Regions from separate parts of the Homo sapiens genome. Here all the other regions are linked to region 1. A link is an interaction called in ENCODE POLR2A ChIA-PET data of the cell type or tissue named here. Cell type or tissue: HepG2. All regions are shown on one strand.

Evidence for each region. ChIA-PET counts read pairs that join two places held together with the same protein. Peaks named below come from ENCODE experiments on the same cell type or tissue, not always from the same donor. Only the 100,000 strongest peaks of a DNase experiment are listed, where the experiment ranks them.
Region 2: POLR2A ChIA-PET joins it to region 1 with 13 read pairs; 2 of 35 experiments call an interaction of 5 or more read pairs at or near these places.
Region 3: POLR2A ChIA-PET joins it to region 1 with 25 read pairs; 3 of 35 experiments call an interaction of 5 or more read pairs at or near these places.
Region 4: POLR2A ChIA-PET joins it to region 1 with 10 read pairs; 3 of 35 experiments call an interaction of 5 or more read pairs at or near these places.
Region 5: POLR2A ChIA-PET joins it to region 1 with 15 read pairs; 3 of 35 experiments call an interaction of 5 or more read pairs at or near these places.

The regions. Positions count from the first base shown.
Region 1 is chr10:59,005,330-59,009,329 of GRCh38, forward strand. No RefSeq gene overlaps it. Among named protein-coding and RNA genes, the nearest start is that of LINC00844, 7.8 kb to the left of the region's middle. In HepG2, no CTCF peak of the experiment used is centred here; DNase peaks (open chromatin) are centred at 1,492 and 2,252; H3K4me3 peaks cover 562 bases.
Region 2 is chr10:59,104,897-59,108,896 of GRCh38, forward strand. No RefSeq gene overlaps it. Among named protein-coding and RNA genes, the nearest start is that of CCEPR, 70 kb to the right of the region's middle. In HepG2, no CTCF peak of the experiment used is centred here; DNase peaks (open chromatin) are centred at 2,415 and 3,635.
Region 3 is chr10:59,175,415-59,179,414 of GRCh38, forward strand. PHYHIPL (phytanoyl-CoA 2-hydroxylase interacting protein like) reads left to right here and starts at 1,229. Exons shown (of 5, transcript NM_032439.4): 1 at 1,229-1,545. The coding sequence starts at 1,440. It overlaps CCEPR (cervical carcinoma expressed PCNA regulatory lncRNA), which reads right to left and starts at 1,050. Exons shown (of 1, transcript NR_131782.1): 1 at 1-1,050. In HepG2, CTCF peaks have their summits at 992 and 1,826; DNase peaks (open chromatin) are centred at 497, 1,267, 1,747 and 2,147; H3K4me3 peaks cover 3,861 bases.
Region 4 is chr10:59,056,215-59,060,214 of GRCh38, forward strand. The region is part of intron 2 of LOC102724768 (a long non-coding RNA gene); the gene reads left to right. Among named protein-coding and RNA genes, the nearest start is that of LINC00844, 59 kb to the left of the region's middle. In HepG2, no CTCF peak of the experiment used is centred here; DNase peaks (open chromatin) are centred at 1,387 and 1,977; H3K4me3 peaks cover 586 bases.
Region 5 is chr10:59,075,048-59,079,047 of GRCh38, forward strand. No RefSeq gene overlaps it. Among named protein-coding and RNA genes, the nearest start is that of LINC00844, 78 kb to the left of the region's middle. In HepG2, no CTCF peak of the experiment used is centred here; no DNase peak of the experiment used is centred here.

The DNA of each region.
Region 1 (4,000 bases):
AGTCAACATTTATTAGTAGTTAATATGTTGCATTCATTTTTCTAAGTGTTTTTACATAAATTATGTCATAACTAATTTTATCTCGCAAATTTGTAATATCACCATATGAATAAGGAAAGTGTAGTTTACAGAAGTTGAGTGATTTGCCCAAGGTTACAGGGCTGGATAATGGCAGAAGTAGGACTTCCCAGCCTCAGTCTCCTTCCAAAGCCCACTTTTATTTTATTTTATTTTATTTTTTTTGAGACAGTCTTCCTCTGTCACCCAGGCTGGAGTGCAATGGCACGATCTTGGCTTACTGCAACCTCTGCCCCCCTGGTTTAAGAAATTCTCCTGCCTCAGCCACCTGAGTAGCTGGGATTACAGGTTTGCACCACCACACCTGGTTAATTTTTGTATTTTTAGTAGAGACGGGGCTTCAGCATGTTGGCCAGGCTGGTCTCAAACTCCTGGCCTCAAGCAATCCTCCCGCCCCCACCTCCCGAAGTGCTGGGATTACAGGTGTGAGCCACTGTGCCCGACCTCAAAGACCACATTCTTAATCATCATAACTTTTAGGTATCAGCATTCTCCAGTGGCTGAGGTTACACTGAGAATAAAGTGATCATTGAAACACACTAATACTGTTCAGATATAAGAAATATAATTGTCTCTATCCTTTCATAATACTTTCTTTTTACATAATTTTTCAGCTAAATGTACCATTTTTGACCCATATCTGTAATGACATACGGATTACCAAATGTTAGACACTTGTCTACAAATTAGTACTGAAATTTTCCAACTATAAATGCTTGTGATTTGGAGGGGAAATTCAATTTTTAAATTTCTCTCTCTTTTTTTTTTATTATTTACTGTTTTGCACACAAAAGATCAGAGGAAATTCTATGGTTCACAGTTATAATTTTGAGACTGTTTCTTCATCTCCACTCTGTCTCATCTGTGAAGCTGGAGGGAGGAAGGATTTAGGAGAGAGATTAGGAGCTCGTCAGAGCATGACAGTCATGAGTGGTACCCAGAGTGTGGGAATGACCTCTAAACACAGTTGCCAGCTCTACTGTCAAAAATATCACCTCAAAAAATTATCTTTGCATAAATTTCTACTTTTTGAACAAATTTCCCTTTTGGTATAAATGTTTCCTGCTATCTTTGTATCCTGATTGAAAGTGAAATGCTATGCCTCTGAGGAGATTCATCATTACCCTTTGGAAGATAGGCCCTAAATCACACTTCCCACTTTTCTCTTTTTGGCATATGCCTTCAACCTGGAGTGTATGTCTTGAGTCACTTTCGTTTTCAGCATCTGGAAGCTGTGTTAAGTCACCATCTTCAAGTCTCCTGACTCATAAATCACGTGTCAACTCCCTTGGCTGCTGGTCAGTTCAATTTCTGTTAAAATTTGAGCTTGAGTTAGTTATTTGAAGGACATGGAAACAGAGCAAAAAAAAGAGGCAGAATGCAGGGCTGTGACCTAACATCTGGAGACCTTGGCCTTCTGGGTTAAAACAAACACTGGAGCTACAAAAGAATCATTCTGTCACCTGACCCCAATTCCTTGACCTTGTTACAGAAAAGGTTTATGTAATTATTGCAAGACATCTACATATCCCTACATAGATGGAAAACAATAATACATCTTATACATACATATACTATTCATTTTTCACATGTAAGTAGGTGTTGTAATCAATATGACACAAATGGTTTTAATAACATTAAATTTATTTGACAGTATGTATTTTCTTATTCAATATGTAAATATAGGCAAGAGATTTTACTACTATCATGAGACATTTATGAATTCTTAGAAAGGAATTCTCACTTTTTAAAAACAATTGGGAATTGCTAATGTAAATAATGATGGTTCCTTGTGGTCAGCAAAATGGAAAGAAACATGGAAGGGGTCGGAAATATGAAGGCACTTACACACACACACACACACGCACACAAAAGCTATCAATTTCTGTCAGAAAATTGGCTGACGCATCCTTGCTTTACCTTGGAGCTATGGGAGGTAGCTCTTGATTTAGCTGCTTAATTTAGCATGGGTGTTAAAGAACCCTGTGTCAGCAAACTCACAGGAAGAACTTGTCATTTCTATTGGTATTCTGTCTAAGCTTCAAAATGGCATGACACTCAGGTGCCCTAGTGTATCATAGTCTTTGATATTTTCCTGAGGAGAAATCATAGATGATTATGAGTCAATGTGTAAAGAGATAAATAAAGGGCTATCTTCAATTGTGCAACTTCTGCTTCTAGTTAATAATTAAAATGGAGTATCCAAAAAGCCCAGTGGGTAAGTTGTTTAGTTGGTTTTCAACAGTCCCAAGTCCATCTCTCCTTCTTCTGGTAACAGGACCTCAATTTTCCTTTAGAGAATTGTCCATACCCATACTAGGCACATGGCCCAGAGCTAGTCCCCAAATTGCTGCTTGAATTATTGGGAAGGAAGTGAACTCCTCCAGATGAGGTTTTGAAACTGGTTAAAAGTAAGTTTGGCTTGTGATCACTTTCGCCATCACTGGGGAGAGCCTGCCTAAGAATAAGTCAGCACAGGGGACAGCTGCCCAGCAAATAGAGAGAGTCCAAAGAAACCATTGAACATCTGATCTAAATATTCCTGAGTCTAACTTTTGAGTTATGTGAGTCAATCAAATTTCGTTTGTTGCTTACAGGTTTGAGTTGGGGTGTTGTTACTGGCACCATTAAAAAAGCCTAACTGGCCATGCGCGGTGGCTCACACTTTTAATCCCAGCACTTTGGGAGGCGGAGGCAGGTGGATCCTGTGGTCAGGAGTTCGAGACCAGCCTAGGCAACATGGCGAAACCCGTCTCTACTAAAAATACAAAAATTAGCCAGGTGTGGTGGCATGTGCCTATGGTCTCAGTTACTTGGGAGGCCGAGGCAGGAGAATTGCTTGAGCCTGAGAGGCAGAGGTTGCAGTGAGCTGAGATTGCGCCACTGCACTCCAGCCTGGGTGACAGAGTGAGACCGTGTCTCAAAAAACAAAAACAAACAAAAACCTAATTAATACAAAGTTGTTCTTTTGTCCCTCAGCCTTCAGTGGAATTTACCAACATCTTTGCATTGTTTCTTTCCACATTCCGCCCTCTCACAGCAGAACTGCCCCAGCCTTACTTTCTTATGGACCCTCCCAGTGTGTAGCAGGACATTTTCTGGACATTTTCTCTTGCAAACCAGCTGACTTTTAGGCACAAGGCAGTCTCAGCTGCCGAGCATGTCCAAGAAAAGGTGGGGATCAGAAGAGACCCTGTGATTCTCCTGGGGAACTTGGCTCCCAGGCAGCACTGAAAAGTCATCTCAGACCAGAGTGTTCTAAAATGCAAACAAGCTTTCTTTTCAACTGGCAATAAACAGTGCTTGATGCACTGCAGTATACAGGGGTTGCCAATTTTTTGATAGAGCAGCCCAGTAGCCCAGCTGAGGATTCTGAGAAGAGGGAGGATTGTAATAGTGTTGTTTTGTGGAGATGGGGTCTTTTGATGATGACCCTGTGATTTCGCTTCAATTCCCTTTTTTCTGTGCTTTTTGTCATTCTTGTTTTCCCGGCTGTGTTCCTTTCCATTATCACTCTTTTCTTTGTCTGAAATTGGACCCATAGAAATTAGCCTGTAATCAGGGGACATGAGAATCCCTAAATTGCTCTCATTTTGATTTTCTACTTTGTTAATATTTCAGTATATGAAACACCAATGAGACATTTGAGATCACTGGCCCTTCAACTTAGTCATGCTACTATCTAACCTGCTGCATGGAAAATTTGAGTATGCATCATAGCATCTAAAATCGACATTTCTAAATCTGTTTGTGGTACATTATGTAGAAAATTACTTCAGTCTCACTAGTACTTGAGAAACCTTCATCGTACATCATTCCAACATCCCAGAAAAAGAAGCACGTGGGAAGATTTGTATATAAGGGAAATAGGGGAACAGCAATACAGTATTGCAACCCATTGATAAAGATGAAACTGACTTCC
Region 2 (4,000 bases), 100 kb after region 1:
AGTATTTTCTGGAGCCACAGTTGATCTAGTTGTTTCTTAAGGGCTTCTGAAGAACTGAGATACACGTGATGAACTCCCCAAGTTTGTCTTCTGTCTATATTCAAACTTCTTTTCAGGGCCAGCTGAAATCATACCACCACTGTAAATGCTTTTCTTTGTTCATCACATCTCACAATACAGTACTCTGTAGCTCCTCTGAACAACCACTGCTCTTACATGCTCCTCAAAACAAAGCAGTGGTTCTGAACACCCATGGTATAGACTCTACAGTGAGACTGTCTGGTTTTAAATCCTCCCTGTACCATTTCTAGCTGTCTAACCCTATGCAAGTAACTCAACATTTTCACACTTTGGTTCCTTCATCTGCAAAATTAGGATAATATAAAATATTTCTTCCTTTTAGAATTGCAAGGCTTAAATAGAATAATGTATGTAAAGCATTTGGCACCATGTGTGGTACACAGTAAACATCTAATTATTAGTAGCCATTATTATTTTTCTCTTTTGATACTTGTGATTTTTTATCCTGTTCGCTAGTTTTCATAGGTTCATATCTTAGTGTTTCTTCATGGATTATAAGCTAATTGAAAGCATAATCTTAATATTATATGTTGGCATAATTAGTTTTTGAAACATAACTTGGCTATTAAAGATGACTCTTTGGCAGGGAACGTATTTGGATTGGACTTCTCTTCTAACTCTCACACCCCTAAATTGGTAGAACTTCTAGTATGTGAAAAAGAGTTATTTTAGCTTTATAACTGTCATGAACTCAGGACAGAGGCTCATGCTGACCTCTAAATCCCTATACCAAGAGGACTATTGGCCCACTAAAGAATATTTCTAACTAAGACTTCTGTTTCAGGTATACAAAATAGGTATCACCAAAGGTCTGCATTACCTGAGACATCCCAGTGCCGGGATGGGGTGTTAGGGAACTTTTAAGATTTCCAAATAATTAGCACCTAAGAGAAGCCTATTCAACTTTCCCACCATGTTTATTTCTCTGCCCAGCTTTACAGAAGAACTTGTCTTAAAAGAGGGCATGGGGCAGTGGTCTATTAGAATCACCCAAGGAACATTTTGGGCATACAAATAAATGCCCAGGTTTTATTCATGTTCCACTTAATTAGAATCTTGAGAGATGAGGTTGGACATCAGTATCTTACAAAATAACCTCAGGTGAATGTAATGTGCAGTGAGGTTTGACAAACACCAACATAGAAGGAGATGTTCCACTGAACAAGAATCAACAGGCGGTGAACAAATACTCTGAGCATGACATTTAGCTAAGTACCATAGAGGATACAAAAACAACCACAACTTGTCTTTGTTCTTAAGGAATTTTCAACTTCGTATTGGAGAGACTTCCACCCAGAAAAATATAAATAGCCGAAAGTCTGTAAGGTGTGGGTACCTGAGTGAGTAAAACTAAAAGCTGCAGAAATTTAAAGGGGGAGAAGTCAATGAAGGCTGGAATGCCCAAGGGTTCCATGGCAGAAGAGGGAGGTAACTGAAGATTTAGAAGGATCAGAAGTCAATAAAGGCTGCTTTTACTTTTTCACATCAACTTGGGGACATGTTTTCAGGAGTATAGAGGGCTGCTTTCAGGAGTATAGGAGACACTCATATGCTTGTGGCCTGAATTTTCAAGACTCTACAAAAGCTTTCTGAATGCAATTTGTTGTTTACGTAAAGTTTCAATTCTCAGAACAGCTCTTACAGGTACTGCTATTATTTTCCATTTAAGAAACTGACACTTAGAAAGTTAAGTGATACCTTTAAACATGCTATGTCTGCAAGTGCACACTGGACTTGAGAAAACAAGCAGGCAACCTCTGAGGAACAGACATTCAGGCCAGTTGTCAACATTTCTCAGAAAAGTCAGTGCTCCCTTTTGCCATTTTTTGTCTCTTCCTAGGTCAGTGAGAAAGGATGAACTTCTCCATAAGTATCTGGACAAAGTTCTAATAGCCTAATCCCCAGTCCAGCAGCCTACAACCTCCTTTGCACAAAACATTGAAATCAATTCTTGAATATTTATGTGTTCCTCTTGGTGAGATCCTGGAATCTCATTTCTGCCCATTTTGACACAGTTTCTTCCCTATTGGCCCTAAGAGATTTACACAAAAAAACAAAAAGGCATTTGAATTAATGTGCATTTTGTCTCCTTTCAAGAGTATAATTTTTTTTTTTTTACCCAAGGAGTTTTAGGTATTTAGACTTTCACTTCTGAAAATCACATCTTTGCTACACTTGTCAAAAAAAACTCATTAACTTTCCCCAGTGGAAAAGTTAGAGGCATCACATGTTTATTTGAAGTCAAAGTTTTATTCTAACAGAGGACACTGCATACCATATGCTGGTTGGCTTGAGATCCTTTTTTGAGGGATCTGACTGAACATTGACCCCAATTACTTGCATTTTTGTGCTTCAGTGCTGCTGTTTCAGAACAAAAAGCAATAACTAAACCCTACAGAGAAGGCTTTATAAACTTTCCCAGTGAGTCTACAACTCATTTCTCTTTTTCTCATGGTCACCGAATTGATTTTTCCTTGTTGCTTGTACATGTTGTTCAATTATAGTGAATTGACAAAATCAGATGACAATCAACTGTCAGATAACTCAATGGAACTTGAGGGGAAAACACAAATTTTTAAGCCTTCTCCATTTTCACATCTCGGCCTTTGGCTTTCTTATTAGGAGAGCTCATCACCATTTTTAGGTTGTTCTATTAGGTTGTTTTGATTTTGCCATTTGTGAGAACATATCAGTTGCCACCATTAAGAGTAATATGTAAATTGGTTCAATATTCTATTTTAGGCTACCTCTAAACCATAAATGGAATAATTGTTTTTTTCAGGGATCCTTTGGAATTGATCTTGAAATCAGGCCATTAAAAAAAGAAAAAACCATGGGTCCTAGATAGTGGATCAATGTGACTTTTAGGAATCCATTTAAAATTTAAAATAGGAGGCCTAAATTGACTCTAGGAGGAAAGTCTCAAGAAAAAAGAATGGAAATGAGAAATTATCTGACAGGTTATATTTGTGGACAATTCTATTGAAATGCTGGCAGCTATAGAATGTAGAAAGACGTAGGTGTAAATACAGAGAAAACCAGTTCTTTAAAAAGACGTAATAACTTTAGGAAAAACAAAAAAAAAAATACACATTCAAGAAAGAAAGTAAAATTATAGACCATGACTTAGCCCAGCGGTGAATCATATTGACATAGTTAAATAACATTAAATATAAAGTTATATAGAAACATGGAGATAGATACTAGAAGAAACAGATATTTGAAAGTAGTTGCTTGAAAGAGTAGATTTAATGTTGCTGGGGATATGGGGGCAACTGTTCTTTTTTAGTGTAAGCTACTTAGTACTTTTCAAATACCATACCTGTATGGTTTTGATAAAAATAAAAATTAGTCATTTAAAAATGTTTACATTTTTAGCCTTTTTAGTGTAAGTAAAAGCTTGGCATGCTTTCCCCAGTGTTTTGTGGAGCAGTGCTGAATGGGGGGATGGCTTTTTAGGCATATATGAATTAGAAAGGCTTTGATGTGTTTGGCAGGATGAAGGAAGAGCCTTTGGACAGGGTTCTGTCTGGACAGGCCCTGGTCAAATTTTGTTTACAACCCCTTTTAGCTTTCATCCCTTTCATCCTGCCCTGATAAATAAGGAAAGAGACTTTCATAAAACTCAGAGAGTTGAGTTCTGTGTGCTCATTTGGGATGCTGAGCTTCTCCTTACCATTGTTGGCTATTGGCCCAAACATATTTCTCATTTTGAAAAATGTTCCTCTGGGCTGCCGGGGTGTGCATTGGGCTTGTGTTTAAATCCTACATGTGTCAGAGCATCTCACTGGATCTAAAACCTTTGGATGAATAGTAAAACAAGAGGCTGAGAAATCAGAACATATATCCAAAAAATGAACTAGTATTTACCCTGAACCCTTGTCTATGAGCAGAAATGCTCTGTGCTTTTTAATTTATT
Region 3 (4,000 bases), 170 kb after region 1:
TGACTAGAAAGAGCAGCATACAGACATCTATGTGTAAACTGTTACTTGTTGGTTAACATTTATGTTTGAAATGGAAAATCAATAAAAGGGAACTTATATTAATTTATAAGCACATTAAGAAAAGAGGGGACACTATTTTTGATCCCAAGATAGCAACAAAACTAAAAACTTTTCCAAAGAAGCAAACGGGAACAGAGGTCAATAGGCTGTGACCTCTATTTTATGTTTAAAACGTTTGCACATCCACTAAGTGCACTGCAGAATCTTAAATGCAATTAAAATCAATGGGCATACAAGTTATAGAGTAGCTTGAGGAAGCACAAGTCAATCTTCATTAGCTATTGTAGCAAAGATTCCTTCCAAATCCATGGGAGCAGGTGCTGTTTATACTCCCTTCATTGACGCCCAGAACAATGGCATAGGGTGAGCATTGAATACTTATTTGCTACGCGCATGAATGAATGAAGCTACGCTGCGAAGGCAGACTGCGTGGCTGCTGGTCCCGTGGCTGCTGGCCCCGCAGCATGTCTGCCGCCTTTTCAGCAGGCTTGCTGCATCTCCTCATTCCCTCACCTTTCTGGCAGTAAGGAGTTCCCACGTTTGCCCCGCTTCAGTGTCGTGGACTGGCAAAATGCTGTCTCTAAACCCCTCCACGCCTCAGGTAATCCGCTCATTTCTCACACAGACGCAGCTGTTTCCGAGGAATGTCCGGCCGAGCCCGCAGGGTGCGGGCAGCGAGTATCCTGGGACCTTCAGGGGAGGAGGTGGCTCCCACACCCCAATACCGTACAGAGAGTCCGAAGAGTCCGGGCCCTTATTTTTCCAATTCTTGGTAAACAACAAACATGCTCGCCCTCGCCTCCCCGTGCAGACGCCTCAGGGCCAACTCGGGCTTCGCCAGGCACCGAGAGCAGACAGAAGACGCCAAATGGCTATCACCAGGAGAGAGGGCGAGGCAGCCGCGCGGCGTATAGCGCTCGCCCTTCCCGCGCGCTCGGTCGCCCGACGCCTCACGCGCGAGGTTGCCTTGGCAGTGGCTGGAGGGCAGGTGGGGGCGCGTGCGCGCAGAAGGGCGGGGGAGGGACCACCGCGCGCCAGCAGGTGGGCGCGTTCTCCCGCGCGCGTGCGCGCGTCGAAGCCCTATACATCACGTTCCCCGAGAGCAGCGTCCCCTCCCCGCCGGGAGCGCGCGCCTCCCATCCTCGCGCCGGGTCCTGCTCGGTCTCTCAGAGCCGCACACTCCGCGGAGCTCCTGCCACAGCCGTCGCCTTCGCGGCGGCTCTCCAGCCCCGCGCCTCAGCCTCGGCGCCGCATCACCGCGTCCCAGGCCTCCTTCCCTCCCTCTGCCACTCCCCCTCCCTTTCCCGCTCTTCTTGCCCACCCGGCCGGCAGAGAGAGCCTGGATACGAAGCAGGCGGGCTTCAGAGTGGGTTGGAAAAATGGAGGTGCCGCGCCTGGATCATGCCCTCAACAGCCCCACCAGCCCCTGTGAGGAGGTGATCAAAAACCTCAGCCTGGAGGCCATTCAGCTGTGCGACCGGGACGGTAAGAGCGGCCGGGACCGCGAGGAAAGGGACAGAGTTCGCGCCGAGGCGCCGGGGCCACTCTGGCTCCGCCGACGCCGCTCGCCAGGGCGGCAGGGTCTTTTGTTGTCCCCTCTGTGCAAATAAATGCAGATGTGGGTTACCCTCCGCCCACCGCCCTCCCCTCACCCCAGAAACAAAAGGACCCCGGGGCTCGCGCCTTGGCGCGGAAAGTAGCCGTCCACAACCGTGGCGCCCTTCGCCGCCTTCGCCCGCCTGGCCCGGACGAGGGCGACGTTCCCGCTCGCGGCTCCTGCCCCGACGAGGCGTTTCCGATCTTTGCCGCAGTCCGGATTTCCTGGGTCTCTGGGCACTGAAGGGGAAATGCCCTCGGGATGTTTCTAGCAACCCCCTTCCCCCAACACACACACACTAGTTGGCATTCTCTTCCAGAAACTTATCATTTTCTTTTTTAAACCTCCCATCCTCAGACTCCCCAAATTAACAAGTCTTTTTAGCCTCTTGGATTGGGATTAGGATGACAGTTTTTCAGTGAGGGCGCAGAAAAACAGTGCATTTCAGCACCAAGGACAGACACAATCTTCATGGTTCCTGGGCTCTGAGTCAGACTGTCGAAAATATTGGCCTAATATATGTGCTGTGATTCAGACTTTGTGGCGAGTACGTACCATTGCGTGTTGATATTATATCGTTTATTCTGTTGTTGAAGTTGGCAGGCTCCTGTGGAAGGAAATTGATTGAATACAGGTCTGAGCGTTGAAGACATAAGCTAGTGCTGTGTGCGGTGTGGTTAGTTACAGTGCTTCTGGGTTAGCTGGACTAGTTAGAGTCTGCTACTTTAGTAATGTGGTACAAAACTTCATTTGTAAAGAAATCATTTGATTAGTAATTGGTTGGCCGAATAATTGTAAAATTCTACATCTGACAAAGGAAACACAGTTCACATGTTGTTAAGAGGGCCCCAAATACTTTTGACTGTAAATGAAATTAATGTTTAACTGTATATAGAGGTAATGATTGTAAAACATGTCTTTAACCAAAGTTATGTACAGATACTAATACGCTCACAGTAAGGTCATAAAATTTATCAGCCTAATCCAAATAGGGAGCAGAGGTCTTGTTTCCAAAGTCATTTAAATGGTAATCACTTGGTTACGCATTGCTATTCAGCACGTTTATATCAAGCAAGCACCGAATTTGTTTATTACTAAATTTTATATTTATTAATATAAATTTATATTTAATAATTTTGAAACCAGAATTCAAACTTTTTGAAACCAAAACCACTTTAATTTCTGATACAGGTGTAGTATATGAATAAATAAATACGTTTGCAAAGACAGCTTGTATTTCCTTTATTCTTAGACTGTTTTAGTCACCATGGTAGTAAGTGCACATATTTATGGTATCTAAAAACATTTATCATTTTGGTATTCCATATGTAAGCTTGCATGATTATAGACTGTAAAGATTATTTTTAATAACGCATAGGAAGTCATTTGGATTTTAGTTTAGACTTTTATGAAATGACTTTTTGTAATGTAACCATTGCAAGTTGTAAATATTTTTATTTTCTTAGGGTTGAGAGAAACACAAGACTAATAAAAGTAGACTTCATTTTTATTTATTGCAATGATAAAGCAAAAGCTCATTCTTGTACTCAATGGAATTAGGCATTCATTGTTGCTCTTCAGAACCCAGTAATCTCAATACTTAAAACCGCATTTACCACGTGTTTCAAAGATATTAGGGAAAATTTAAACTTTTTAATGAAGTTCACAGAGTTAAGAGAGTGCAAAAAATAATGCTGTATTTACTGTGATCCCCTAGAGGAGTAGCTATTTTATTCTGGTATTATTTTTTAGTTGTTTCTTTTCAAATTAGGAATCCCACAAAATGAACAAATTATGTAACATTTAATTTTGGGGAGGGTGCTGGCACTAAGTAACATCTATGAAAATTACTATTTGCAGACTTCCAAGTAATTTACATAGACTAATTAAATAGGGTTTTATTTTATAAAATAGTATACACCAACAAATACAAAGAGCTAACTCTTCTACTAGAAGATGTATAAAATTTGGAAATACTTTGTTTAGAGATGTTGTTAAATGCTTAACTTATTTTGTTATCCTATCTTACATGTCAATTCCAAAAATATTAACTTGGTTGGCTTCAAAGGGATAATTTAGGGGGAATAATGTCGTTTGTTTTTAATAGAACAGCATATGAAATGTTGCATTAAATTTGTCAAACAGACCTTACTTAGCATCATTTTGTATTGAGAGATTTTCAGCTAGTTGCTTTTTACTCCCTTTGCTTCCCTCCTTTCACTTTCTTTCCACTCAAGTCTCGTTATTTTACTTCTGTAACTATGTAACATAGAAAAGGATGTGGCAGAATATGGGACAGAAGATCTATTTTGTGTTTAAGTACCTAATAAGAGCTATATTTCA
Region 4 (4,000 bases), 51 kb after region 1:
GCTTCATCCATATTTACAGCTATTCCCCATTGCTCACATTACCTCCTGAGCTCCACTTCCTGTCAGATCAGCCGTGACATTAGATCATCGTAGGAATCTATTGTGAACCACACATGCAAGGGATCTAGGTTGTGCACTCCTTATGAGAATCTAATGCCTGATGACCTGTCACTGTTTCCCATCACTCCCAGATGGGACCATCTAGTTGCAGGAAAACCAGCTCAGGGGTCCCACTGATTCTACATTATGGTGAGTTGTATTATTATGTCATCATATATTACAATGTAATAATAATAGAAATAAAGTGCCCAATAAATGTAATGTGCTTGAATCATCCTGATAACCATCCCCCAACTCCCGCCCCCACCCCCCGTCCATGGAAAATTTGTCTTCCATGAAACCAGTCCCTGGTGCAAAAAGGTTGGGGAACACTGACCAAGTAAATGTTCAATAAATGTTTGGGAGCAGGAAGGATTCAGCAAAGGAAAGGAAGGGGAATGGAAAGATGATTTGCAAAAATGTTTATAGCAGTTGATGAACTTTTGGATTGTTTTCACTTTTAATATTGTGCTTTTCTATGTTTCTTTGATTTTTTTTCTCTCCAAGGAGCATATATAGTTAGAAAATAGTAACAATGTCATTTTTAACAAATAAAAGCTTCGTAGCTGGTATATATTGGCCAGGTTTGGGGATATGTGAGAGATCCAAGAGTAGTCTGAGACTGAGGAGAAAGAGCTTTCATATGGCCAACCAGCAAGAATGGGTTTTTGTTGCTATTGTAGTTTTAGTGTTCTCTTGCCATCTAAATGGTAACCATTTCATCCTTAGGTAAAAACAGAAGATTTTCACCCCAAATATGGCAGATGACGCCAACAATTCCAAAACCAGAAACTTTCCTCTGCTAATGGAAGTCCCTTGAGCAAGCTGGCCCCATCTCAGCCTCCCACTAGAGGCTCTTTGTCAGTATTAGCCAGACCCATGGGATTTGCATTGGTACCTAAATTTGAGTTTTCTCTGCTCTCCCTCCTCTCTTCCTGGCCCCCTCATAACCTTTGCAGTTTTTCCCTCAGTCACTGATTTCCATCTTTTAGATGTCCTAGGCACACAATCCAGTTCTAGTTTCTGCAACAGACAAATAGAAAAATGTCTGTCTGCCAGGAGAGGAAATAGGATGCTGAAGTGGTGCCTCCTTTGCCCCACATAAAGTGCTTCTGTCTGGATCTTCTCCCAGAATCCTTGGGAGAAGAGGCTGCTGCCAATGGGGTATGCTTTTTCAGATGGAGATTGGCAAGTCAGAGATAGTCTCATTTCCCTCTGTGCTGTGAGAACACTCAGGCCAGATTACAGGAATGCAGCCTCTTTGGGGTTTGCCCTGGAAATGCCTCTAGAACCTGAAGCCAGTGTTATCTGCCCAGGGCTGGAGACAGCCAGGCTCCAGTCAGCTCAGTCCAGCAACTCAGCACTTGGCTTGCAAAAGGCTTTCCAATCTGGCCCCTCATGTTGACAGAGACCACCTATTTCTTTCTAAGTGAATAGAAACTGAATTCTTTTCTGGGGCACTTTTTTAAGCAGTCGGTCTTGGCCCTAGATAACTGATGCACTTGCCCTTAATCTGATGTTTTTATATATATTCGTGTGTGTGTGTGTTTTAGGAAATCAGCATGGTTTCTAATTCTTCTAACCACACACTGGATAAACTCACTTTACACCCACTTTGAAGAATTATAGCGCAGGGATTTCCCAAGCGGCAAACCAGAAAAATCTGATTTAAATGCACATTTGATCATGCTACTAGTGTGGTGGAAATAAAGACCACAAATTTAACCTTCTAAGTTGAGTCTCTCCCATCCTCAAACACGTAGACGAAATGAAAAAGACTCACAAATAGCAGTGACTCTATATCCTGTCTGCTTGATGTTTGGAGTTCCATTTGTAGTTCCATTTGCTCTATTGTGCAACTGGCATAGTAGTTTAAGCAAATAATCAGGGTTATCCATGCCACAGCTGTTACTTTTTGTTGTTAGTGGTCTACTTCTAAGAACAGCCGCTGCTTTTTCTTAAGTAAAAGGTGTTTGCTTTGCGTGTGTGTGTGTATGTGTTTTTTTTTTATGTTTGTTTGGGCATGGAATTTTTGGACAGGGGTTTACTATGACATATGGGAACTTCGGGAAGAGCCTCTCTTTCCATCCAGGGTAGGGGACTGTGGGCATTTCTGGAAGAAGAGGGGTCAATGGGGACCTCATCATTAGTCAGTGCACCAGAGTGTCAGTGCCAAAAACCTGATTCAAAGTAGCTCAAGCCATTAGAAGGCTAATGGAGAGGAGGGGACACACGATAAAAGAAATCACTGAAGAATCAGTTTTAGGACGGGGAAAGCAGAGCAGCCTTGGAGACCTGGTCTAGAAGGAAGGCGTTGAAAGCTGTCACAATTCTGTCTCTCTCTCTCTCTCTCTCTCTCTCTCTCTCTCTCTCTCTCTCTCTTTCTCTCATAGTCTACCCAGGGCCGACTCCAAAAGTCCTTTGCATCTCTCCTTCAGGAGACTGCTTTGTGGGATGTTCCTTACAAGCACGTTTATGATCTGGATCTATCTTTATAATTTCACACCTCACTCTGCAGTTCTGAATGCATTTCAGTTCCTCAGTTAAGCCGTTTGTTTCCTTCTGCACTCCCCTGTCTCATGAACTTAGCAAACTACTTAATTTTCAAGATTCCATTCCAATGGTAACTCCTTGGAGAGACGTTCTCGCAACACCATCCTTCTCCAGGCAATTTCTCCTTCCTGTGCCTCGCCATAACTTCTTGTTCAGTTATTACTATTACCAATAGTAATTAGTATTTAGTTATTACTAAACTATTACTGTACTTCTTATCACTGAGTTATAATTAACATGGCCATAATCATTTGTTTAATGTGTTTTACTGTCTCTGCTCCTCCAGACTGGTGGGTATATTGGGCTCTCTTCATCTTTGTACTCAGAGCCCATCATAGCCCCTGGCACCCCATAGATGTTTGTAGAGTGAAGTGAATAAATTAATGGGAGAGAAAGGAAAACCATTTAAATCTGATTAGGTTTACATGCACTTTAGAAGAGTTTACAGAGCATTCTATAATTCCAAAGCCTACATCTTCAAAACAGTTTGTATTGGAACCATGTTTGTGAATCAGAGAGTAGTTCTTGCACAGCAAGCCTCAACATGGTATTTAAATTAGTTAAGATACACCTAGCAGCTGATATGCTGTGGGAGGGTAGGAGGAGGTGCTTAGAACAGCTAAGAGATCTATGTGAGGATAAGAAAATCTCAGCATTTCAAAAAGAGGAAAAGGTGTGTTTTGCATCTTCCAGGGAAGTTCTGATTTTAAACATTTGGTCTCATTGTCTTCTTAAGCATACTTAAGCTTCTGTTAGATTGTTGTTGTGATACCTGGGCAAGAGAAATACGGTATCATTAGGTAAAATTAATCTGTTGATTTGCTAATTGAAAAGAGAGTCAGGAAAAGGAAGGTACAAAGAGACTGAATAGAATGATAAGAATTTATCCTAATTGGAACTTTCAACCTAGTAGAATAGTCTGACAGTACAAGTCAGAGAGAAGCCAATATATGAAAAATTTAAATGAAACATACAATGTTATCACTTAAGGATAAAATGTTAAAATATCACATTGTATTTGGGTACCTGATATCTTTTAAAAATGTTCATTTACACGAGGAAAAGCCTACAGTTTTCCTTTCAGTCTTTTTGTCAGACTTAAGAGAAACATGGTTCTGAAATCAAATAATTCTCATGTGTTGATAATGATTTTTAATTTTAGGGAAAAATAAAACTTAAGACAGTGGTTCCCAATTCTAGATGATCTTCTGAATCTACTGCAGAGATACTCTACTGTCCTCCTACCTCCTATTCTCTTGCTAGATTCTAGTTCTAAATAGCTCTGAGGTAGAACCTATGTGAAAGGTTTTTAAGACGAAAAAAAGTTAACATTTAGAAGACTGAGCTT
Region 5 (4,000 bases), 70 kb after region 1:
CTGCCTTACGGCCTTGTACTTGCTCTTTTCTCTGTTTACTATACTTTCCCCCCAAGAGAGACTCATGGATTCTTCCCTCACCTTTTTTACATCTTTGCTCAAATGTCACTTGAACATCAAATTGTAAAGTGGAGGTTCACCCCCACCCTGGACATTCCCTGTATACCTTGGAACCTATTTTTTCATCCATAACATTAACTAAAATCCAATCTAATATTAATATATACAGTCAATTCTCACTATTCACTGTGGTTATGTCACTGCAAACAATGAATCAGTGAATACTGAACCATCACGCTTTATACAGGTCTCTGGTCACAATGTTTTTGTCAACCAAACAATACATAACCTTGTTTTATGTATGTTTCTATTTAAAGGAACCTTACTTAATATATATTGTTGATTCATTAATATTGAACTCATGGCCAATAGCACTACCACTCATGCCTGAAGGAAGCTTATCTAACACATGTATTTTCTCCGTAAGTGACGTTACTGCCTTCCTGTACTAAGGAACACTAAACAGTACTTTAGCATGATGCTTGGGTGGGAACATTTTCCACAGAAAAATCATTAACACAAAAATGAAAGAAATGTGGGACTAAATGGACCAAGAAAATGATACTTACAGTATGAGGATAGAAACAGGAAGGCGGAACTTTGCCTTGTTTGACACCAGCTAGAGACATGTGTGTAAGGTAACTCAAGTTTTTCACTGCTCTGGCATGTTTTAAAATGACCACATGACCACAAAAATGCTGTATTTTAATCTGGGGTTACAAATAAATTTTAACACTTAGATGAATTCACAAATATGGAGTCCATGAGTAATAAAAATTGACTGTGTTTATTACATATATTATTTATGTGCCTATATATGAAACTATTTTGCATTTATTGTGAATTTCTTCCTGCTAAAATGTAAACTTTATGAGCCTGGGGATTTTTGTCTCTTTATCTCACTGATGTGCTCCCAGTGCCTAGAATAGTATCTGGCACATTCAATGTTGTCGAATAAATGAATGAAAGTTTCTTTCTCTCCAGGTTGGGAACTGCAGTGCTAATGAGGATTTTGAGGGCCAGGGATGTTGATGTTGGAGGCCAGAGCTCCAGGGGCACCAAAGCCATTAGAGTATGTAGAGCCAAATGTCCAGGAAATATGAGGTTCATATGCCAGAGAAGGAAGTCCAAATGGGTCACCAAACCCAAAGGAGGAGAAGCAAATCTGGAGGGCTAGGGATGGAGGCCAGGAGCAGAGCCCACAGAGGAATGCACTGAGCAGTGGGCTGAAAGACCAAATAGGAAAGCAGTCAGGCAAATCTCTGCAACTGCGGTTAATGTCTTTGGCTGGATATTTCATGATCATGATAGTGAGGTTTGTGAGAGAGCCAGCAATATGGAATATACCACTAGCTGTGAGCCGTTTGAAACCAGCACATGTGTCTGATCCATCTCTGTACCTCCAGCTTGTGGCAATGGCTGCCATATAGTAGGTATTAAAAAATGTTTATTTCATTGAGAAACAGCTATTACCTATCACAGTGTTCTTGGGTCAGAGGGAAAAAGAGAGTGTTTGCGCACATCCTTGGTCTCGGGGGTCTTATAAAAGAAGGCCTCCATTCAGCTTGGACTTCATGTTGACCAGGGCCTTAACTGGGTGTCCTCTTCCCTGTTCTCACTTCCACTCTACCTCTCTGAGCCAGACATCTCCTCTATTTCTGTAGACCTGCTGTGTTCTGCAGTGGACTCATCAAGACAAAATGTTTACTGAAGTCAATCAACTCAGTTCTCCAGGACACCAGTTCTTAATCTGGAATATATAAATTGGTCTCAAGTCTGTGAACCTTCTGAAATGAAAAGTGTGAAATATGTGTATGTGCCTGTGTGAAATTTTCTAGGGAGAAGATTCATAGATTTCACTAAGGGGCACTAATTCTTTAAAAAAATTTTGAGAACAATTCCTTAGAATGATTCTGATTGTGCCCACAAATAAGAAGTAAAATAAAATAACAGCACAGAACTCAATACAGTATTCCTAGGTGGTTGATTGCTCACTCATATAAAAAGGAATTCTAAAACTTCAGTGTGCGTGGAAATCCCTTGGGGACCCTGACAGAAGCAGAGATTTCTGAGACCCTGAAATTATGATTCAGAGTCCAGGTTAGGGTCCTGGAACTGGCCTTTTAAGTAGGCTTCACAGGAGATTCTGATGTATTCCCCAGAGCACACTTCTGATTGTCTAAGCTGTTGGCCAAGTAGAGACATGGCCGTCTTCCATTTTTGATCAGACCCTTTCAGGGCAGTGGGTCTGAACCTGGCTGGGCACAAGAATCATGCAGTGAGCTGGTGGTCAGTGGTGCTGATGGTAGTGGTTTTAAAATACAGATGTTCCGGCTGGGTGCAGTGGCTCATGCCTGTAATCCCAGAACTTTGGGAGGCCGAAGTGGGCGGATCATGAAGCTGGGAGTTCAAGACCAGCCTGGCCAATATGGCGAAACCCCGTCTCTACTAAAAGTACAAAAATTAGCCGGGTGGGGTGGCATGCATCTGTAACCCCAGCTACTCAGGAGGCTTAGGCATAAGGATCACTTGAACCTGGGAGGCAAAGGTTGCAATGAGCCGAGATCGCGCCACTGCACTCCAGCCTGGGTGACAGAGCGAGACTCTGTCTCTAAAATAAAATAAAATAAAATAAAATAAAATAAAATAAAATAAAATAAATAAAATACAGATGTTCCAGGCCATACTTGAGAGACTGTTATTCACTAGAGCTGTGATGGGGATCTAAAGATCTATACTTTCAAACATCTCCCAAGGTTATTCTACACACAGCCATGATCAGAACCACTGCAGCAGAGACCAGGACCAAAAGCATCTGTGTTTAAACAGTTCCACATAGTAGAGAATGCTTTCCTGTGGATCTGGTTCCAGAAACAAACTGGAAGTTTAATATTACAACCGAGCTTTGCTGAGAAAATATTTCTATTTTGTTAACCTTTGGACTTCTCTTTAAAAAGCAAGTAAGCAGGTAACAATTTAACACATAAATGTTTTACTTTCACAGAAGTCAGTGAAGGGAGACATAACCCATGAACTGAATTTCAAAATGGAATATTAACCAAGTAAAGGCCAAAGTGAGATTCATACGAGAACTTCCTATGGTATTATCCTAGCTCCAAGCAACAGTTTGATTAATGAAAATGGCTCAGTTAAGGAGCTGAGCAAACTCCCAGAAGGAACAATGGTGCCAAGAACTCAAACTTTTTAGAACACTATGTTTTTCAAACACCAAATGAGAACACTTCAAATGCATTATTAATGCTCAAAATCACCTCCAGTTATAGATAATGAATTTTCAGTAATTACCGTTGAGTCTAATAATCTCAAAATTAGGAAGAGAAGCCAAATACTCAGTATCCAATCACAAAAACACAAACCACTATGTACCAATCATATAAAGGACCAACTTAAACCAAACCCCAAAAAAGGTTTTAGAAGTATTTTATGAGACATTCAATTCCATTGAACTGACAGTCATTCAGAGCTGATGTATTATGATTCAAGTGAAATAATGTATATAGAGCCCTTATAATGCTACCCATTGCATAGTAAGTGTTTAGTAAGTTATCATCCTAACACCTTAAAAATCTGGAATTTTGTGGCAAGTCTGATGTGCATGAAACCGTCCATGTGATTTTGGAATGGGTTTTGTGACTGATGGTCTGGCCCCTACATATCATGATTAAAGTTCTCAGACCAAAGAGAAGTGAAGGCTGCCCTAGTCTACCCTAAAAAGATGGATATTTTCTAAAGTATGGAAGAGTCAAGGAACATATTCTCCAACTTAGAACACAGCTCTAGTATAGTATAGATTAAAAAAAAAATCAAGTGGTTTTACATTATTACTTCCAAGCCTCTTGGAAACTTGGTATGAAGTACCTGGATAGAGAAAAATATAAACCCTAGAAAGAAAGGCAAATGCCTGAGCACCCTGCATTTG